Regions from separate parts of the Mus musculus genome. Here region 1 is linked to region 2. A link is a loop called in an ENCODE intact Hi-C map of the cell type or tissue named here. Cell type or tissue: heart. All regions are shown on one strand. Each heading gives the region's core, and the rest is flanking DNA. Links, peaks and the distances in the headings are about the cores only.

Region 1 (6,043 bases), core at 375-5,374, 140 kb before region 2:
TCCCTCCCTCTCTCCTTCCCTCCCCTTCCTTTTCTTTCCTTTCTTAGGTCTGGAGACTTGAACTCAGGGCTTTGTGTATGCTAGGCAAGCACTCTACCACTGAACCATATACTCAGCCTTAAGACTTTTATGTTCATTCAGTTTTATAAGAACTTGTTGAATGCATACAGTGTGTTAAATGCAGCTTGCTAAACTCCAGTGAAAACATCAGTGAATTCAGCAGGGTCTCCTCCATCCACCAGGGACTTGAGGACACAGACAGTGGCAGTGTGATGACGCAGAAATATCTGTGATAAAGTAGGTGTTGGGAATTGCCTCTTTATTCTGAGCTTGAATAACAGGGCCAGAAGCCATCACTTTCGTCCCATGAGCTTCACTGCTCAAGGTTCAGGCTTGAGTATAGGGGGAGCAGGCGAGAAATGGCATAATAGAAAGTGTGTAATGGGGACAAGGTAACCCCAGGAGGAAGTGGGGACGCTGCTGGAATGGAGAATGATGCTAGGTGGTCACAGGGTGACTGTGAAATACAGTGAAATACAGGCAAGAGAAGTGTGCAATTTCAGGGCCAAGCTAAAAATGCCCATTTAGTGCTCTGTGACACCTCCCTCCTGCTTGTTAGCTCACATCGGGTAGAAAACTTCATAGAAGACTCTAGGGAGGCCTAGATCTCAGAGTGGGTGCATAGAACACAAGCCCCAGTCAGGGCACTGGGCCTTCAGGGGCAGCCCTGTGTGACTGCAGGATACCTGAGAGCAGGATCCTGGACGGTGCTGAGGGAATGAATGATAGAGTTCATGACTGTGCACCAGTGTGCAATGAAGCTGCCATATTAAGAGTCATGGTGGGGTGTGGCTCTGCATGACCCCTGGAGGGGCAGCAGTGGCAGCAAGGAGAGAGAGAAAGGGAGAGAGATAGAGATAGAGATAGATAGATAGATAGAGAGAGAGAGAGAGAGAGAGAGATGCAGCAGCTGGAATGGGGGTCTCCTCCTACCTGCCTGTCTTCTGGCTCCTGCTCCCTCGGCTTCCTACCCATGCTGTGATCAGAGGACCCTCCTGGCCCTGCCCTGAGCTTTCTTGGCTGGAGGCCTTCAAAAGCTGTTTCTCTTGGATAGAGCATCCCCTCCCCAAATCCCTATAAAAGGGTCAAAGTATTTTCTTTGACTCAACAAAGCAGTGAAAGGCCAGAGATGTCTGGAGAGCTGAATTTGCACTTCCCTGGCTTGCTCACGAGCTCTGAAGCCTCTAGGCAATCTTTTAGGGCCTTCCCTGCATTATTGAATCAGCAAGCACAAGAGACAGGAGGGTTAAGACTGGGTTGTGAGGGTGGCCTAATCAGCCATCAATGGTGGGAGAGGCCCTTGGTCTTGCGAAGATCATATGCCCCAGTACAGGGCCAGGAAGTGGGAGTGGGTGGGTTGGGGAACAGGGTGGGGGGAGGGTATAGGGGGCTTTGGGGATGGCATTTGAAATGTAAATGAAGAAAATATCTTAAAAAAAAAGACTGGGTTGTGGAGGCAGTGGAAGACCCAGTCTCGATGTTGGGTGTCTAGGCATCTGTCCTTTTCTAGGTTGCCTCTCTCTCTTTCACTTTAATTCCCTCAGTGACAGCACAGGGGCAGCTTGACAGTGGGTCTTAGGAACCCCGAGTCTTTCTGCAGGAAAGCTACACTGTGGCTCTGTGCATTCTCTGCTGAATAAGGTCATATTCAGACAGGAAAATGGCAGAGTAGAGAGGAGGGGCTGCCCCAGTGCTCAGGCTGGTCAGGGACTGTGAGTCCAGGTGAGTGAGCAGAGCCAGCAGACAGATCTCTACCTGTGGAGACATGTGTACGCCACCCGAGTACAGTCTAATGTCAGCAGCTCGTTATTGTAGCCATCTACGTGAGTGCCAGGTGGGCAGCATCATTGCTATCTTACAGATGGGGAAACTGAGGCCAGACAGGCGACGGAGGCAGTGGCGGTGCCTGCACTTGTATCCAACATTTCTCAACACTCCAAAGAGCTTGGAGTCCTCTGAGTTTGGAGGGGGTTTGAGGTGGGAGGTGGGACTCAAGTTTGGGAAAGCATCAGACTGATAGGCAGCCAGGATGGTGCCAGGCAGGGCCAGTACTCGCCTGAACCTGCTGTCTTCAGATGGACAGCAGGTGAGTTCTGTCTGCACTTGTGGTGGGTCTGAAACCTCTTTGGCCAGCCATTTCTTCTAGAAGCCTAAATAACCACATTCTCGGTGTTCTGTGTACACAGCTGATCTCACCTCACATCCTCCTGGTGGGCGGGGCTGGCTCCTTGGGAAAGGGGGTTCCGTTTTAGACAGTCTACCCCTCCGCCCTCTTTTGCACTCATTAGCCTTGGCCAGCCCCCCTGGGCCCAGCTCGAGAACAGCCGCTTACCCTTCTGCCAAGCACGGAGTGGGAAGGGAAGGGCTGGACAGCCCAGCCAGGAGTCCCGGCCAGGGAAAGATCAGCTGAGATGACTGTGGCTCGTAAGAGGCCAGGACCAAAGCATGGGGACTTAGGGCTAGGAGAGGCAGAGGGGTGGCTGGAAGGTCAGGGGTGAGCAGAGGCTCTCAGTCCAGCTCAGTCTGGGTGCATGAGCCCTGCTTTCACAGCTGTAGCTGGAGGGGCATGGGATAGAAAGTGGCCCCGCCCCTTTCTTCTTAAAGGGACCAGCTAGACCTCTGAAAGAAGCGGTCCTGGCTTAGTGGAGCTGTCTGAACTGAGGACTTCCTCACTAGTGAGTTATCCTGCCAGGAAGACACAAGTCCAAGCCTCCTGCCTGCTACCAGTTTAGTATTCAGCAGGCTTCCCCCTAGTTGTGAAAACAATGGAGTTGGGCCCCTAGCTGCTTTGTCTGGAGTGTCTAGTCTTAAGTCTGTCCCAGAGTGGTTGCTTCAGAGGTAGCTGGTGAGCAGACTTGCCCAGGACTCCCAGGTTCCAAGAGGAACCCTTCTCAGACTCTCTTTTTGGTTTGCCAGGCCAGGATCTGTTCAGTTCCAACAGGTCCTGGTAGGGGCAGGAGTGTCTCATTCAGTGTGTTCTGGGGCCTTGCCACCTCACTCAGACTCACATTCCTACATATAATGACATCTGTATGCTATTCACATGTCATTAGTTGACAGTGTAGTTTAGTTAATGGGACCGTGAAGCTGTCAGTGATGGGGCATACCGAGAGCCCAGCAGTGGGTGTGGTCAGAGCAACTAAACATTGGCTGGTCTCAAAGGGTTCAACCAATGGCAGCGGTTTTTGTTTTCTTCCATAAATGCTTTCTGCAGAGGACAATACCTGTCACTTCAGGAAACTGTGCAGCTGAGATGTAAATGACAGTGAGTTCACGGCAGAGCTGGGGTTTGAGACTGCTTTCTTCCTGTCACCGTGCATGGCTTTAAGATACATTTAGCCCCAGTACACAGTCTGGGGAGACACTCTAGGTTGGTGGTTGCTGCTAGCTGGGGTACAAGATGGATGTCTGGGTCTAGAGGATGACAGACTCTCCTTCCTCATCACAGTTGTCTGGTTCTCAGAGGAACCTCACAGGACAGCCATGGACAGTTGTGCTGGGTAGAAATGGCGCAAGAGCTTGAAGCCTCTTCCTTTTCAGTGTCAGCTTCATCGTCATCTGTATTCTGGGTGATCCCACAAAAACATGTCGAGTATCCTGTGAGCTTCACCCTGCTAGAAGGTTTCTAGGACACATGGCACTAGAAGGGGGCCTGTCCAGGGAAGGTCTGTCTCTGCAGCCTCCAGTCTGTGGCCTCAGCCCACAGCTGCGCCTGGCCTCCTGCTCTGCCACCCCCTCCCATGAGTCCTTAGGGATTTCTCTGTTCCAAATTGACCCTTCTTTGCTGAGGAAGTTTCTATTCCTCACCCCTAGGTACACCCACTCTGCTGGCGCAGGGTGCTTCTCTGTGGTGGTGTATGTGTGTGCACGGGTAGGGGTGGGGGTGTCTCTCGGATTCCAACTACACAGGATGCTAAGCACAGGCTGTGCCCCATACACAAAGCCCCCGTGAGTCAGCCTGGACTGGATCAGCTGTCCTTCCCAGAGCCCCGCAGTCCTCCTGGCTGTTGCTGCCTGCAAATTCCCGGCGAATGGTACTCTAGAGACCTGCCGGGCCCAGGCTGCGTCATTCCCACCCTCCTTGAGCCCAGGGACCAGCCAGGCAAGGCTCCAGCCCTGGGAACTCCGCCTGCTGCCTTTTCTCCTTCTTCGAAACTCTACTCTGTGATTCAAGGAAACATCCCGGCTTCTGTCGCCTGCTAGGCTAAGCTGACCTTGCACTGGAGGGCAGAAAGCATAGCATGGCTCTAGAGTCCAAGTGCTTCCGATGTTCTGGGAGTTGATGGATCGAGTCCTATGACTCCTGTGGACCTTGGTCTGTACAACTCAAGCAGAACAGGAGGGTGGAGAGGGTGAGGGTCTACTAGAGAAAAGGAGAGTAAGTACTGCCTTTGGAGCCTTCATGACTTCCTCCCTAGTTAACATGGTTTGTTCCTTCGTGAAGAGTTCTCTAGAGTTTCCAGTGGTCCAGACTCAAACTTTGTACTGTCTCTCTATGTACACAGATCACCACTCCTGGATTCCGTTGTTGTGGCCCTGGATCGGAACTCAGCTCTCGCCCTCGGAAAGCCCTTCTGGAAGAGTTAATCTACTGTGGTCCCTTTTCGACCCTCCCCCCCAAGGCAGAAAGCTTCTGCACCACCACTGGGAGGGGCTCTACCACTAGAGGGCGCACATCCCCAACCTGACTAAAATAACAAAGCAGCTTACCCCAGGTGCATGCAAGAACAGCCTTTATTGCGTACTTTTATGCTCTGTGCGCTGAACTAATTCCTTCCATACCTCTGGGACATCATAGTACTGTGTCCCCTCTCAACACTGAGCTCCAGAGGAGCAGCAATGACTCACCAAGGCCACCGAGTTTCCAGTGACGACGACGATGGGACCATGATCAGCCAAGATAGCTGAAAGCCCAGGCTTGGATGGTTTGGAGGACAGATGTTTATATTCCTATAATCTCTATCATTTTCTCTGTCAAGTGTCCCAACTAAGATCTCCACTTTCCCTCTGAGCAGTGCACTATCCCAGAGGAGCTTCCACGATTGCGTGGCACCGAGTCTGGCTTGGGGAGTTGATGTGGGACAAAGGTCCTAATTCTCAGGAGCTTCTCCTTTGACAGGAGCGCCTTGCTCCTTCACAGAGGTCCATTCTCTGGATTTTCTAGCTTCTCCCATGAGCTGGGGATGATTATCTGGAGCTGCCGTGTCTCCGACTCCCTGCAGTAAGAGGATGTCATTGGGTGGTCCCAGTTGATGCTGCATACAAGCATTCAGTAGGACCAATGCTGAGCAAGTTCACACCAATGTCTTCAAAGGATCCCGAGAAGTGCATGTTTGTGCTTTTAAATAGAAGTGTAGAGAGGATGAGCGGGTGTCTCCCAGGGTGCCCAAGTCAGTGGTGCTAAGTCCGAGCTTAGCCGGACCCTGCTCAAACAGGTGTTTCCTCATGAAGCCTCTGGTGCAGACTGAGATTGATCCCACCACACATTTAGTATTTACGTCTGCTTGTAGGTCTTATGTTGTCTTTGTCTTGCTTTGTTCAGTGGACATCATGAAGCCTGGTGTGATCAGAGGCTTAAAAAGTGTTCTGTTGGAATCTTTCTTGGGACTACAATAAAGGAGTTTTAGTTATTCCGTTAGAGGAGAGGAAGGAAAAGAAAAGAAGAAAGCCCTTAGAGGAAACAGCAGGTGTATGAGTTTCTGCTGCTGCTTTGTGGGGTCCAGCCTCAGCAGACACCGCAGGAGAAGGACCGCCAAGCAGAGCCTAGCCTTGGGGCCCTTCTAGGACACTGGACATCTGAACGAGGCCTCTCAGGGACTGTCAGTAAGCTGCTGTTTGGTTGGTGCTCAGGCCGATTTTTAGCTCCTTTCTCTGGGAAGAAGGAAACCAAGTTTCTGTGAGCTTGGCACAGTTCCCTACAATTCTGTCTTGAGCAGAAAGGAAGGACAAGAGGGATGGGTGGAAGGGGAAAGGGAGAAGAAAG
Region 2 (6,043 bases), core at 467-5,466:
CACATTCCATAAACACAGCTCCACTTTGTCCTGACTTCCAACCCTTCCAGTTAGACATTTTTCTAAGCATTTCCAACATAGGCATTTAGAATGTCCTTATTAAGAAATTCAAGGCAGGGGCTAGAGAGATGGCTCAGCTATTTAAGAGTTGCTTTTCCAGAGGTCCCGAGTTCAATTCCCAGCAACTGTATGGTGGCTCACAACCATCTATAATGGGATCCAATGTCCTCTTCTGGAGTGCATGAAGACAGCTTACTCATACATATAAAATAAATATACATATACACAAAATAAATAAATCTTTTTTAAAAAGTCAGGCTTACTACATATATAGCCAAGAAAGAGAGAGAGAGAGAGAGAGAGAGAGAGAGAGAGGGAGGGAGAGAGAGAGAGAGAGAGAGAGAGAGAGAGAGAGAGAGAGAACCAAGGCAAGGGGCTATCTCTTTTCCAGCCTGCCAAGCACTGACTATGGCATACACTAGCATGCCCAGCAAGGACTGCCTCTCTCCTGAAGAGTCTCATCTGCATAGGCCTACTTCCCTTGTACCGTCTTCTCCAAAGGGCAGCTCTGGGTTCCCCCAGTCTAAACCTCTCTTCATTCCAAACTTAAAATGCCCTTACAGGACCAGATAACCAAACAGGGACTGATTAGTGCCCTCCACAGTAGGTAGCTATGGTCAGTCCTCTGCTTCCCCAGAGTGGCTGGCCTGGGGGCAGGGGAGCACTCACAGGCCAACAGTTCCTTTAACCTATTTCTTACTTCAGTATACTATTTCCCCATAGTAACAGAGGTTCCCAGAATGCTCCCCCAATTCTTTTTGCGTGAACTCACAGATAAGACAACTGTGATTCAAGGAGAGTTAGGGTTCTGACAAGTTTACATCTGTAGGAAGGGAAACTCCTTGAATGTCACAGCAGGGCCTATGTTCCTGTATCATGGTCAGATTCAAAGTCTATCCTTCTGCTCTGGACTAACATGCATGGGAGTCTTGGGTCCTTGGTAGTAGTCTGAGAAAGGGCCTTGTCTGTAGTTGGTATACCCCCAATTGTAAACTGAGTCAGGAGCCTAACACTCATCTGTCCACCCGGATAGGCATCTGAGCAATGCAAGCATATGGCTGCAGTCACCATGGGTGATGGGCTAGGCAAACTTTCCCTGCTGTCTGATGTCATGAGCTCATTAGAGCAATGGGGTTTATGGCACAAGGCAACTGTCCAAGCAATAAATTAAGCTGCACGATTTAGCACTTAATTATCCTCTCTCTCTCTCTCTCTCTCTCTCTCTCTCTCACTCTCTCCCCTCGACTTCACTCGCATTCCCTGGGTGTCCATCTGGCCCTTCTGCTAGATAGAAGGATATTCGTGGGCTTCATACCCCACAGTCTCTATCATGCTGCCCCGATGGGGCCACCTTGGAAACAACCCTCAGATACATTCCCTCTTCCGAATCCCATGAACTTGACCCCTCACCTAGTCCTCGTTCTTCCTTTGCCCCCAGACGATTACTGCTTGATCTCTCGGGCATTAATTCCCTCTTGCATCTCCCATAGCATCGGGCATTTAGCTGGCTTTGGCCTGAAATCTAGTCCCCAGAATGTTGGCATTCAAGGGTGATGGTAACTTTGGAGGTGGCCTGCTCCTTACCTTACCATCCTCTTCCTCCCAAACCTACACTGGTCACCACCCCATATGGAAGCACCCAGACCTTCCTTAAGAGGCACACATGGAGACTTCAGGCTAACCCACCTCTGCACCATGACTCCCCCAACAACATGCACACTCTTGTAGACTTGCCAATCTACCCATCCCAGTGGCACTAGGCTTGAGGGACTTTCCAGGTGAGCCTATAATAAGATTTCTCTTTTTAACTGCCCCCTGGCCATCTCTCAGGAATCTCTTCACAGGGCTGCCCCTCCCCTGAGGGTGCACAGTGTCAGCAACAAGGCCACCCATCTGTGGAGGGCTCTGATGAGGCCCTGTCCCGCTGAGCTCCTTCAATGGCTTCATAGTGGGATGCTTATTCAAGCCCCAGGGGCCCTTTTATAGGCTATGCTTTAGAAAGGGAAACTGAGGTTTCGATGCCAGAGCCTGGTCTTTACTGGGTGAAGCAAAGACAGTGACTTGAGGTCTAAAAGGACAGGCAAAATGACCCTGTGGGGTACCATAGAGCAGGAGAGTCTTCAGGGACAGACAAACATCAGCTGGATCAAGGATGTCGTCTGACCCAGACCAAGCTTTCCTGTCAGTGGGCTGCACCTCACCAACGCTTCTCTTGCTGAAGGTACAATAAGGCTTGTGGAAGAGGGGTCACAGTGACAGAGGAGGGGCATGAGTGCAGCCAGTCTAACCTCTCTTTGTCCCCTCTTCCCTTTCCCTACAGTTGGAATGAAACATTTCCCAGGCTCCTACCTACTGGATCCGAAGGCTAGTTGTTAGCAATATAGAGATAGCTGTTGAGGTGAATTGAGTTTGCTGGTGGCTGGGCCTGGCACATGGTGGTGGTGGTGTGTTCAGTAAGCAGAGCCTTAAATGACTAAATTAACAAGCAAAGGCCACGAGGGCCATAATGTAGCCCAGCTATAACACTGTGAGCACTAGGATTACCACATTTCCTTGGGACCTAAAGGGGTGGATAAATGTGACCCAAGCCTTGCGGGGGCATCTTGGCTATAACCATCATTGCTCCCATTTTGCAGAAAGAGGCACTGAGGCTCACAGAGAGTGCGAGACTAGCCTCATGCTCTGTGATTAGAAAGCAGTTCTCAGCCATTCTAAGAAATGAATTCAGCATATTGTGCATGTGGTGTGTGTGTGTGTGTGTGTGTGTGTGTGTGTGTGTGTGTGTGTGTGTTATACATAAAGAATGCTTTCCTTTTGATGTCTAGACAAGAGAAGTCTCCCTGAGAAGGTCACTCGTTGTAGATACCATCCGTTCTCCACAGGGCTTTGCCAGCTTCTGCTACATATTTACCAATATCCCACCACGTATGGATCAAGACTGCATCTTCCAATGGGCGGTAGGGAAAGGGCCACGCACACTTTGCAAGCCTGAAGCACAGAGCTGTTAGTAGGCTAAGGAGCTGGTTCCAGGCACCAGACTGGGTGAGCGCAGCATGGGCCCTTCCCAGCATCTGGTCCCCAGTCACATCCAAGGCACGGGAATGTCCCTTGTTTCCATAAGGGGGAGCCTGTGTGCAGGAGATCCCAGCCCAGCTAGAGCAATCAGAGTCCAGGGACCAATTCTGGCCAGAAGTGGACATTTTGGTGGCTCCAGTGGACATCTATCCTGAGGGGCAGCCGCGGGGTTCTAGTGAACAGCTTTCTCCCACTTACCTATGTGGAAAACCAGGGTAAATAAATGAGTGTAAGGCTGCATGTGGAAAGAACACAGCTTTGGAATTGACACATTTGAGACTCAAGCTGGCTTCATCAGGAGCACCGCATAGCCTTAGACCCCAGTTTTCTTATCTGTAAAATGGGGAGCCCTACCACCTTTAGAAACAGTTATATACAATTATGACAGTGCCTAGAGCATAATGAATATAAAACCAGAGGACTATGCTGATTGTGGACGGGATGTGCATAGAAGTCTTAGGAGCTGCACAGTGCGGGCTCACCCATCTGCAGCAGACCCTGCAGACAGAGAGAAGATGGGCCGGCATGCCAAGCTTGTGGCTGCAAATACAGAGCCACTACAGAGAGAAGAAAGGGAGGGAGGGAGGGAGAGGGAGAGGGAGAGAGTGCTTGGTTCCCTCCCTCAGATTCATCGCCTGCTCTTACTGATGCAGTGGCCTGACACACACACATTTAGCACAGTGAGACATACCAGGATCTTCATTCTCCACTCTCCACAGAGTTTTGGTCAACTTTTCAGCTTCTTTCCTGCCAAAAAGCAAACCCCATCCATCCCTATCCCTTGGGCTGGGAACAGCAGCCACGCAGCTTTGCTCTGCACAGACCTGGTCCTACCTTTAGGGCAGGATGCACAGCAGGTGCCTGTTGGCCTTCATTGCCTTCTCCACACTCATGGGCATTTTGTGTTGAGACAGGGCCTTATTATGTAGCTCTAGCTGAGCCTACCATGTAAACTACACTGGACTTGAATTTGTGTCATCCTCTGTCTGAGATTACAGATGAGCACCACCAGAGAGATAGCTGGTATGTGACTCCTGTGAGGGTCTAAGATCTGAGAACCACTGCCTAAGGCATTTCTACCACCTACATTCTACTATACCCCAAAGTGTCTCCCACCTATGTCCTTCTATTCCCCAAGAAATCCCCCAGCTATGTTTTACTGTCCCTTAAGGCACTCCCATCAGTGGTCTCTGTCTAGCCTTTCAATGGCTGTTCCAAGTTAAATACACAAAACTAGAGATTCAAAGCTAAGATCCATGGTGGCAGAAACAGCAGGAGCAACAGCTGAGAGGTCAGATCTTGATCTGCAGGCACTAAAGGGAGAAAGAGAGAGAAAGAGAGAGAGAGAGAGAGAGAGAGAGAGAGAGAGAGAGAGAGAGAGAGAGAGGCAGACAGAGAGACAAAAAAACCAAAGGGTACAGCACAAGTCTTTTGAAACCTCAACACCTGTCCCCAGTCACACATCTTATCCAAGACCATACTTCCTGACCCTTCCACCAGCTGAGAAGCATCTATTCAACTATATGAACCTACGGGGCCATTCCCAGTCAGAGCAGCACAGAGATCTAAGATGACCTCTGAAAAGCCTGGAAACAAACTGCCTCCTGACTGTGTGCCACTCCCAGGCGTATTCCCAAGGATTCTGGGTCCTACTGCAGAGATGCTCGCTTCTTCAGGTTCACTATTCACATGACCATGACCTTTGCTGGGTGTAATCTTGACTTTGAGAAGTGGTTGGGGGGCAGGGGCGGGGGTGTCTCCTCAGCCTAGCCACTGAGCTGGGCATACCCAGTTATATCCAGTCCAGCTTCTATTGCATAGTGTGCTCTTACTGGGAAAGGGTTTATTGTTGCTTCATAGAATAAGAGAGGGTGACAATTCAAGACGGTCATTTTGTTTGTTCTGTTTTGAGGAGGCCATTTATCCAGCTGTCTCATCTTTACAATTTGCTTCAAATACCAACCCCCTGTCCAAAAGTCCACATGGAGTTTGCTGGCAACTTCTCGTGTAGTTTGGTAAGATGCTCTACGGTTGTTCTCTGTTGGTCCTTGCCAACTTCTGATGCCACACACACCGCTGCATAACTCATCTTCAAGACTCTCATCTCATCTCCTTTGCAGGCTTTTTTTTTTTTTTTAAATGTCAGAGCTCCCACATCTGGACACTGCTGTGAAAGGGGTTAAGTTCTAGCATATGGTGACTGAAGGACTTGATCATCTGTGGCTAGTGGCAAGTCCTTTACATTTAAATTTTAAATTATGTTATTTTATGTATATGGTGTTTGCTGGAATGCATGCCTGGGGACCATGTGCATACCTGGTGCCAGTGGAGACCAGACAAAGGTTTGGATCCACTGTAGCTGGAGCCACGAATCATTTCGAGCTTCCGAATAGGTGCTGGGAATCAGGCCCAGGTCCTGTAGAAGAGCAGCTGGTGATCTTAACTGCTGAGCCACCTCTCCAACTCCAGCAATAATTTTATAAGGATTCTTGTTTCTTCACTTCAGTGAGCACTGTTTCTTACCAATGGAAGACATGAAATTAAAGTAACCATGTGTGTGTGTGTGTGTGTGTGTGTGTGTGTGTGTGTGTACTGCTGGCATATGTGTAGGAGGTAAAGAAGAAAGACTAGGAAGACAAGGATTTTCCCTGAGCCAGCCAAGCTTGCCTGGTTCAACATAGCAGCTGCTAGCCATGTGGCTCTTGAACACTAGAAAGACAGATACAGATTCAAGTCCTTGGTACCAAGGAGGAGGAGGAAGAAGAGGAGAAGGAGGAGGAAGAGGAGGAGAAGGAAGAGGAGGAGGAGGAGGAAGAGGAAGAGGAGGAGAAGAAGAAGAGGAAGAAGGAGAAGGAGGAGGAGAAGGAGGAGGAGAAGGAGAAGGAGAAGGAGAAGGAGAAGGAGAAGG

The links. A loop is a pair of places that touch in the nucleus more often than their neighbours do. Peaks named below come from ENCODE experiments on the same cell type or tissue, not always from the same donor. Only the 100,000 strongest peaks of a DNase experiment are listed, where the experiment ranks them.
Region 1: it touches region 2 in a loop (2.4-fold over the local background); 5 of 42 quality-filtered maps call a loop at or near these places.

The regions. Positions count from the first base shown.
Region 1 is chr11:33,096,721-33,102,763 of GRCm38, reverse strand. No RefSeq gene overlaps it. Among named protein-coding and RNA genes, the nearest start is that of Fgf18, 48 kb to the left of the region's middle. In heart, for the core only: a CTCF peak has its summit at 4,725 (motif pointing right); DNase peaks (open chromatin) are centred at 2,423 and 4,073; H3K4me3 peaks cover 485 bases; H3K27ac peaks cover 324 bases; H3K27me3 peaks cover 1,552 bases.
Region 2 is chr11:32,954,296-32,960,338 of GRCm38, reverse strand. No RefSeq gene overlaps it. Among named protein-coding and RNA genes, the nearest start is that of Gm12111, 31 kb to the right of the region's middle. In heart, for the core only: a CTCF peak has its summit at 3,169; no DNase peak of the experiment used is centred there; H3K27me3 peaks cover 1,891 bases.